Linked DNA regions of Homo sapiens: all the other regions are linked to region 3. Evidence: chromatin loops called from intact Hi-C (ENCODE). Cell type or tissue: heart left ventricle. All regions are shown on one strand.

Evidence for each region. Hi-C counts contacts between places; a loop is a spot of excess contacts. Peaks named below come from ENCODE experiments on the same cell type or tissue, not always from the same donor. Only the 100,000 strongest peaks of a DNase experiment are listed, where the experiment ranks them.
Region 1: it touches region 3 in a loop (3-fold over the local background); 21 of 110 quality-filtered maps call a loop at or near these places.
Region 2: a loop joins it to region 3, with 6 times the contacts of the local background. A loop is called at or near these places in 56 of 110 quality-filtered maps.

The regions. Positions count from the first base shown.
Region 1 is chr9:85,424,334-85,426,833 of GRCh38, forward strand. All of the region lies in intron 2 of LOC105376121 (a long non-coding RNA gene), which reads right to left. Among named protein-coding and RNA genes, the nearest start is that of AGTPBP1, 320 kb to the right of the region's middle. RefSeq lists a silencer at 927-1,026. In heart left ventricle, a CTCF peak has its summit at 1,016 (motif pointing left); a DNase peak (open chromatin) is centred at 998.
Region 2 is chr9:84,952,951-84,955,450 of GRCh38, forward strand. NTRK2 (neurotrophic receptor tyrosine kinase 2) reads left to right here. Exons shown (of 19, transcript NM_006180.6): 17 at 2,333-2,500. Among named protein-coding and RNA genes, the nearest start is that of NTRK2, 280 kb to the left of the region's middle. RefSeq lists an enhancer at 1,923-2,423. In heart left ventricle, CTCF peaks have their summits at 1,316 and 1,515; a DNase peak (open chromatin) is centred at 1,311.
Region 3 is chr9:84,396,000-84,398,499 of GRCh38, forward strand. No RefSeq gene overlaps it. Among named protein-coding and RNA genes, the nearest start is that of SLC28A3, 56 kb to the left of the region's middle. In heart left ventricle, a CTCF peak has its summit at 1,250 (motif pointing right); DNase peaks (open chromatin) are centred at 1,252 and 1,652; H3K27me3 peaks cover 171 bases.

The DNA of each region.
Region 1 (2,500 bases), 1.0 Mb after region 3:
CTGTCACCCAGGCTGGAGTGCAGTGGCGCGATCTCGGCTCACTGCAAGCTCCGCCTTCTGGGTTCACGCCATTCTCCTGCCTCAGCCTCCCGAGTAGCTGGGACTACAGGCACTTACCACCACGCCCAGCTAATTTTTTTGTATTTTTAGTAGAGACGGGGTTTCACCGTGTTAGCCAGGATGGTCTCCATCTCCTGACCTCGTGATCCACCCGCCTCGGCCTCCCAAAGTGTTGGGATTACAGGCGTGAGCCACCGCGCCCAGCCAAGTCTATTTCTTTAAAAGAGATTATTTACATCTTTTAATTAACACCAATGATTCTTTCAACACTGCTTTTCTGAAGTTCCACTTCTGAAATTCAAAGTAGTCCTTGAGGGTCCCGGAACGCTGGCTGGCAGAGATGGAGGCATTACTCTCCCCACAGATTGGTTCACGGTGAACTTAGAGACCTCCGGGGAGGGTATATTCCAGTGGCTCCGAAGACCTCTGGTTGGTTTTGGATTTGGTTTAGAAGAGTTTAGAAGGGTTTAGAAGGGAGCAGCTGATAAAAGGAGCATTTTTAGAAACGGCCTGCCTTTTCGGGGTCCTAACTTTGGTGTGCACTGAGGTCATCTGGAACAAGTGTTGGGAATGGAGATTTCTGAACCTCATCATCAGAGATTCTGGTTCACTTTGTCTAGAGAATGAAATTCAAGAATCTATATCTTTAGCAAGCACCGTTTAGTGACTCTGGCACAGCCGATTAAAACGCCTTTCCCCAGAAAAAGCCATGGAGGGATCCCACAATTCAAAGTGGCAGAGAGCTCCCATTCATTCCCTGGCCGCTTGGAAGCTGCCCTAGCGTGGGGATTGGCTAAGGTGGAAGAGCTTGGGCCTATGGTGCTCCTCACCTGCGGGGTCCCTCGGGAGGAAGATGGAGGGCGCTGGAGCAGCCCTTCCCGGTGCTCTCTCTCCCTTCCCAAATGGGGACCCGGGTCAGGACTCTGGGAGAGCGGCACCCCCTAGTGGCCACGTTTAGTTTTCCAGGTACTTAGCAACAGGCACCCGGCCAGCAGCTGAACTCCCCCACGTAAACGGGTGGCACTACATCAATAACACAGGGCAATGGAGCAACTTATTGTGATCTTGACTCATGTGGCAATAAATATCAAATCGGAACACAGAAGCGGAACATCCACAGGAAATGGCAACTGCATTTTATGGGTCTTAAATTTCATACCAGAAGAGAAAATCACTACCGGGCTCTGAAAAGCTGCAGTCAGGGTCTTGTTTTTTCAAATCTATTTCAGAAGAAAGCAAGAAAAAAACTGTAGAAGACAGGGTTGAGGTTGGGGGAGGTCAGGGGAGTCAAGCCATTTGGAAAAGCTCTTTGGAAAGAAAATCTCTGTGTAGTTTTAAGAGGGGAAAATTGAGCAGTGTAAATCAAAAGGAATTGTTTTTTAAATGCATTTGATTTTTTAAAGCAGCCAATATCTATTACAAATAAATTGTATTTTCTCCTTCTTCCTACCCCATTCCACTGATTAAATTACAAAATAGTAAAATAATAGACCTCAAAATTCAGTCTCTGCATCCAATCAATTCCTATTGTTTACAAGCATCTGTGTATTTGTAATGAAATAATTTCATAATTTCACTGAACTATGTGGCAGGCTCTTCACATACCTTATCTCTAATCATCTGAACAACCCTGCAGGGTAGATATTATTGATTACATTTTTCAAGTGAACAACTGAAGTCCAGAGTGATTGAATAAACTCACTAATACTAAGCAGAGCTGGGATTAGGACTCATAGCCTCCCAGTGCCAGAACTCAAGGACAATCTTCTCCAATACTCACCTCTCTGAAGAAACTGGAACATGTCTTGTAATCCCACTTTCCACAACAGAGGTACTGCCAGGAATGACGATGAACATTAAAAGGGTATGAGGGGCTGGACGCGGTGGCTCACACCTGTAATCCCAGCACTTTGGGAGGCCAAGGCGGGCAGATCACGAGGGCAGGAGTTTGAGCCCAGCCTGGCCAATATGGTGAAACCCTGTGTCTACTAAAAATATAAAAATTAGCTGGGCGTGGTCGCGCGTGCTTGTAGTCCCAGCTACTAGGGAGTTTGAGGCAGATGAATCGCTTGAACCCGGGAGGCAGAGGTTGCAGTGAGCTGAGATTGCACCACTGCACTCCAGCATGGGTGACAGAGCAAGGCTTTGTCTTAAACAAAAAAAAAGTTTGTGGCGGGGTGGTATGAGGGATCTTACTGAGGTAATAAAAATGTTCTAAAACTGGTAATGCCTGTACAATTCAATAAAGTTACCAAAAATCATTGAGTTGTACACTTAAAATGGGTAAGGTTTATGATAAGTAAAGCATACCTCAATAAAAAAAATAAAAATACAATGTAAGAAATCACATATTTAAACAAAAGGAATAATAAGAACTCTAGTGATATATAAGAGTTTAAGGGAGATAGATGTGGGTAGATTTGTTTCCTCATCAGCTTGG
Region 2 (2,500 bases), 560 kb after region 3:
GCCAATCAACAAATTATTTTATTATTTAAATGGTACCTATGAAGATTAAATTCTGACCGAGTCTCTGGGTCTTTATTTCAGATTTTCTTTAGTTTATGTGCACCCCAGCCCCTTCTCCTGGTGCTGAGGTCATAGTAGATTTAAGGAAGACAAGTGAAAACATTGGCAATTTCCCCTGACCCCTCAGTGCTGAAAAGGATTAGGCTTGATTCACCTTTAGTGAAGTGGAAAGGGCCCACCCTCTAGTATCCTGAAGAGCCCTGTTACAGGCCAGTTACAAAAAGTAATGCACAGAGGATAACTTGTGTTTTCACATCACCTGTCAATTTCATTTTTAAAGAGAATCTTTGTTTGCAAAGCCTTTCTCCCTGGTTTTCCTGTGAAAGGCCACGAAGCACTATGCAAGCACAGTGTCAGTCCTCCTCACATCAATGCCCTTAGCAAGGGGCAGTTAGTATCTACAATTTACAGAGTGAGGAAACAGGCCCAGAGAGGTTATGTAACTCACCCAAAATCACACAGCAAGTGTAGGACAGGATCCAAATTCATTTCACATATCCCGGAGCTTTGGCCACTGTGCCGCTTCTTACCTTGAGTAGGTGCTTTTGAGCTGAAGAAAGCCCTGGAGCATTTTCCCAGCATTGTTCCTCAATGTGACAAGAGGCAGCTGGGGGTTGTGGTTTGAGTAGAGGTGAAATATGTTAGGACTGGCTTGTACAAAAACAGGAAACTCCTCCCCAGGGAATGGTTAAATCCAGGTATTTAGAGACAGGAAGAACCTAAGAAATTACCCAGTATAATATTCCTCTGTATTTTTGACTAATGAAGAAATTGTACATGAGAGAAATTAAAGGGCTTCCCAGGATCATGGCATTGGACGCTGGTAGGCCTGGGAGACCCCCCAACTCCTGTCCAGTGTTCATTCCCTGAGATTACAGGAATGAAAGATCTGGTGACAGAATGATTCCCGAAATCAAAGGCAAAGACAGTCACTGTAGGCTGGAGCCGGGATGGAAGTGGGGATACGCCTGTGGCTTGAATAGTTGGGGGAAGGAGGGCGGAGAGGCAGGGCAAACCCTGACATGTGTTCTCAGACAATTCTGGCTTTCTCAGTTTCAAATACTCACACGGCTCTGAAACCCTGCAGGTGAGGTTACCTACTTTAACATTTATGCAGAATCCTCTATATTTATTCTAAGTGTTTCAAAACGTCTTGAGAGAGATCTTTCCTTTCCCAGAGAGAAGCCCTTGGCCACGCCAGGGCAGAGCCCGACAGCAAACCCCGCCTTTATTCCTTGCACTGCAGCGCCCCCTCAGGCCACCAGGGGCAATGACGCTCATCTTGGCTCACAGCGCAGGATGTCACAGCAGAGCCTGCCGCGCTGAGGGCGGCATCCTAAGACGCGGATCCTCCCACCCTTGCAGGACTTGCGTGTTAGGGTGCCCTAAGTCATCACATAGCTGAGGAGAGGCCAGGTGTGTAAGACAGAAGAAAAATAAGATTTAAAAAATCATAGTCCCCCTCCCCATAGTGTAAACAATAAAATTTTCCCCAGCAAAAGAATAAACAGGCTGTGGTTCAAAAGAGTTCTCCTATGTGTTGGCCATAGCCTGTGTTGAGCGGAGGTTGGAGGAGGGGTGGACAGAAGGAAATGGTATTTTGTATTGAGAATGAACATCCAGATTGAGAATGCCCTGGGACTCTGTTGTTGAACTGGGCTTGAGAGAGCCAGGCGTAGCTTCAAAACCATGCCTGGCCACAGATCAGGTGGACTATGGAAGGCCGCAGGCTGCCCAGCTCTGGTGCTGGTGGGGACACTCTGGAGGAATCAGCTTGGTTGGGGGATACTCTGGCATAGCCTGGCTAGGTGGGAAGGGGTGGGGACCCACTGGGCTGCCATGTCCATCCCACTAGGAGAGTCCATCTTTCCCCATATGTTTTGTTTTTGGTTTTGTCTTCCTTCACCTACCTGCTGCTTCTCAGGGTCAGGGGGCCCTGGTAAGTGCCTGAACCCAGCACAGTGCCAGAGCCCCTAAAATGTCAACCTGTCTGTACACTGGAGGGAAGGGGGACATTCAGGCCCACGGGGTCCTGGGAATTCCAGACTCTTTGGGAAACAGAGCAGCCTGGGTGCTCTCAGGACTGCAGAAGTACAACTGTGTGAGCACCTTTGTCTCCTCTTCATGCTAAGTCAGGCAGCATCTTTTAGCACCAGCAGCTACAGGGTGGGGGTGAGGAGCTTAGCAAGAGGGACGGGGAGGGGCAGGGGCAAAGGGCCCCTGGAGTGAAAATGCTGAGGCCCCCAGCTTCATTCTCCATGTCCTTCCCCAGGGCACACGGCCCTGATGCCGTGCTGATGGCTGAGGGCAACCCGCCCACGGAACTGACGCAGTCGCAGATGCTGCATATAGCCCAGCAGATCGCCGCGGGCATGGTCTACCTGGCGTCCCAGCACTTCGTGCACCGCGATTTGGCCACCAGGAACTGCCTGGTCGGGGA
Region 3 (2,500 bases):
ACTCTTGGCCAGTACCCCTAGGAGGGAGCATGTGGCAGACTTGAGACATGAGTGAAGGGCCATAGGTGAGCCTCTTCAGCTTCCTGTGCCTCAGGTTCCCATCTTATAAAATAAAGGAGTTGTGCTAGGGTTTCATCTCTTAGACATCAGCTCTAACATTCTACGATCCTCCCTGTACACATGCTGGCTTTTCCATTTTCAATTATTCTAAACCACGATTGTTTGACTGATTCCTTAAAATCAAATACTGCTGAGTGCCATTACTTTCATTTGCCCATCATTAAAAACTAAAGGACAATTTCCTAGTTGATTTCAAAATGATCCATTATGTAACAAGGACAAAAGTTAAAACTTGCTATAGGTCCAATTAATTATGTAAACCATCAGTTGACAAAACAGCAGCTAATGGAAATATTTTGTCTAATAATCTCCAAGTTACCATTATGTTAAAAGCAGTAGCAAGTGTGGCACATGTGGCTCACCTAAATAGGTGTAAAATATACACACCTTATATGAATGAATTAAATAGTCATAGCAAAACACAAACAACGTACATTGGAAAGTGAGTTTCAAATGCAAGGCAGTCCTCAGGCTCCCATATTAATTAATTTTGCTTTGTCTTTTGTGGCATTAGAGATTCACTGTTATACATGGCATACTTTTGTAACTTAATCCAATTGCAAAGATCTTGAAAGGAGATTCTATTAGCTCCCTTGACCACCCATTTCAGGATTGTAACAGTTTTGCTTACCTGGGCTCTCAGGATAACTGAGGCTCATTTGATTATCACTCTACCCATGGGTGGATACTCAGGGTTGTTCAGAACCAGGAAGGCTGGTAGGAGTTGCAGAATTTATTTAGCCTCAGGTCTTTGGTGTTGCTGAATCAACCCAGATTTGTAGTAAACTCCAAGAGGCAGGTTAGCACTGGGCACTTGGGAACAGAACCCCTATGGACAAGGAGCAACAGACGATACTGGTGAGATGGCAGGCATAACAGGGTTAAAGACCTAATGGAGACCCCTAACGAGGCATTCAGCTGGATCTACATTAGCTCTGGAGGCAACCACCAGGACCACTTTGGACCTTATGCGTTTTATACCATGTGAATGTATTTCTATTAATATAAGTAAAATAATTTTAAGAAAAAGAAGGGAAGGGCATGCCCACCTGCTCTGTCATGCTGTTTGTCTCTGGCAGAGAGGCAGGTGCTCTGGAAGGAGCTGGCAGCCTGTGATGACCTAGAATGGCCACTTGGTGGCAGTGTTTCACTTTAATTGGCCCAAGGCAACCCGACCTGGTTTTATGAACTTCTAGCTGCGGATTTCTGGGACCCGCCCTCAAGGTTCAATTTATAGGCCTCGAGTGAAGATGCAAAATAGGATCCTGAGTGGAAAGTAATGGCTGTAACAGATATCCTCTGGCTCCTCCCTGTCTTCTTTCCCATTAGAACATCTCCCATCTAAGAGCTGCTTAGCAGGAGACAGGGGTCAATATCACAGAGGCCGGATCAGAGGCAGAAGCTGGGCTGCTTTAGGCCTGACACCGTGTGAGGGACCTGAAGGCAAGGAGCGTGGCTGCATCTGCCAGGCACGGGTGCTCAGGGGTGCTGCGAGTCCCCCAGGCCAAGGACGGGGCGTGCATTCATGGAGAGTGTTTGGCTGTCTTCTTTCCTGTGCTGGCGCGTTTCCAGGGGCCCACTCTTTCTGAGGGGTCTCTCAGGGAGGGCATGGCTGTGAAAAGTGAGGGAGGAAGCCGCAGGGATGTCACCTTCGGCCGGTTACAAAGCCCTTCTGGGCCACGTTCTCCTTTGTGGGATTGGGACGTTGATCCACTTCAGAGGCTCCCAGGCCCCCAGTTCAGGGCTGTCCCAGAATCACCAGAGAAATAAATTAACACAGATTCCGGGGCCCCGCCACTGCTCAGTCTATTCTATGGGTCTAGTTGGGAGCCCCGGAATCTGTGGGTTTAATAAACCCCAGAAGAACCCAATGAAGTTTGGAATCCAATGGTTAGGGGTGCTTTTTTGGATTCCTTCTAAGTGAGAAATTGTGACTGTGGAAGTGATGACTCACTGTGAAGCACACGGGCCCTGAAATCCACCCCTTCAAGCTGTTGATCTTTGTATGCATTTATTTCCTCAAGATGTTGCTGGCTCTTCCCGGGCCAGGAAGCAGATGCTGTGCCCGGTAAGGCCCGTCCTTCCAGTCCAGCCTTTACCACCCATGCGGAGTGAGGGTGAGGGCTCCGAAGGTGCTTTTGACCCTAATGTCATAACCATGGGGGGTGGACACAGATGTAAACTCGAAACTCTTCTTATTATTGAAAAATGTAAATATATACAAAAGTAAAGAGAATAGTATAATGAATCCTTATTTATCCACTACTTAGATTCAACAATTATCAAGATTTTGCCACATAGCTCTTATTCACATGCCAAGGGGGAGAAAAGAAGATTTTGCTATAGAAAAATTATCATACTTTCATTTTTTGTGTTTGTC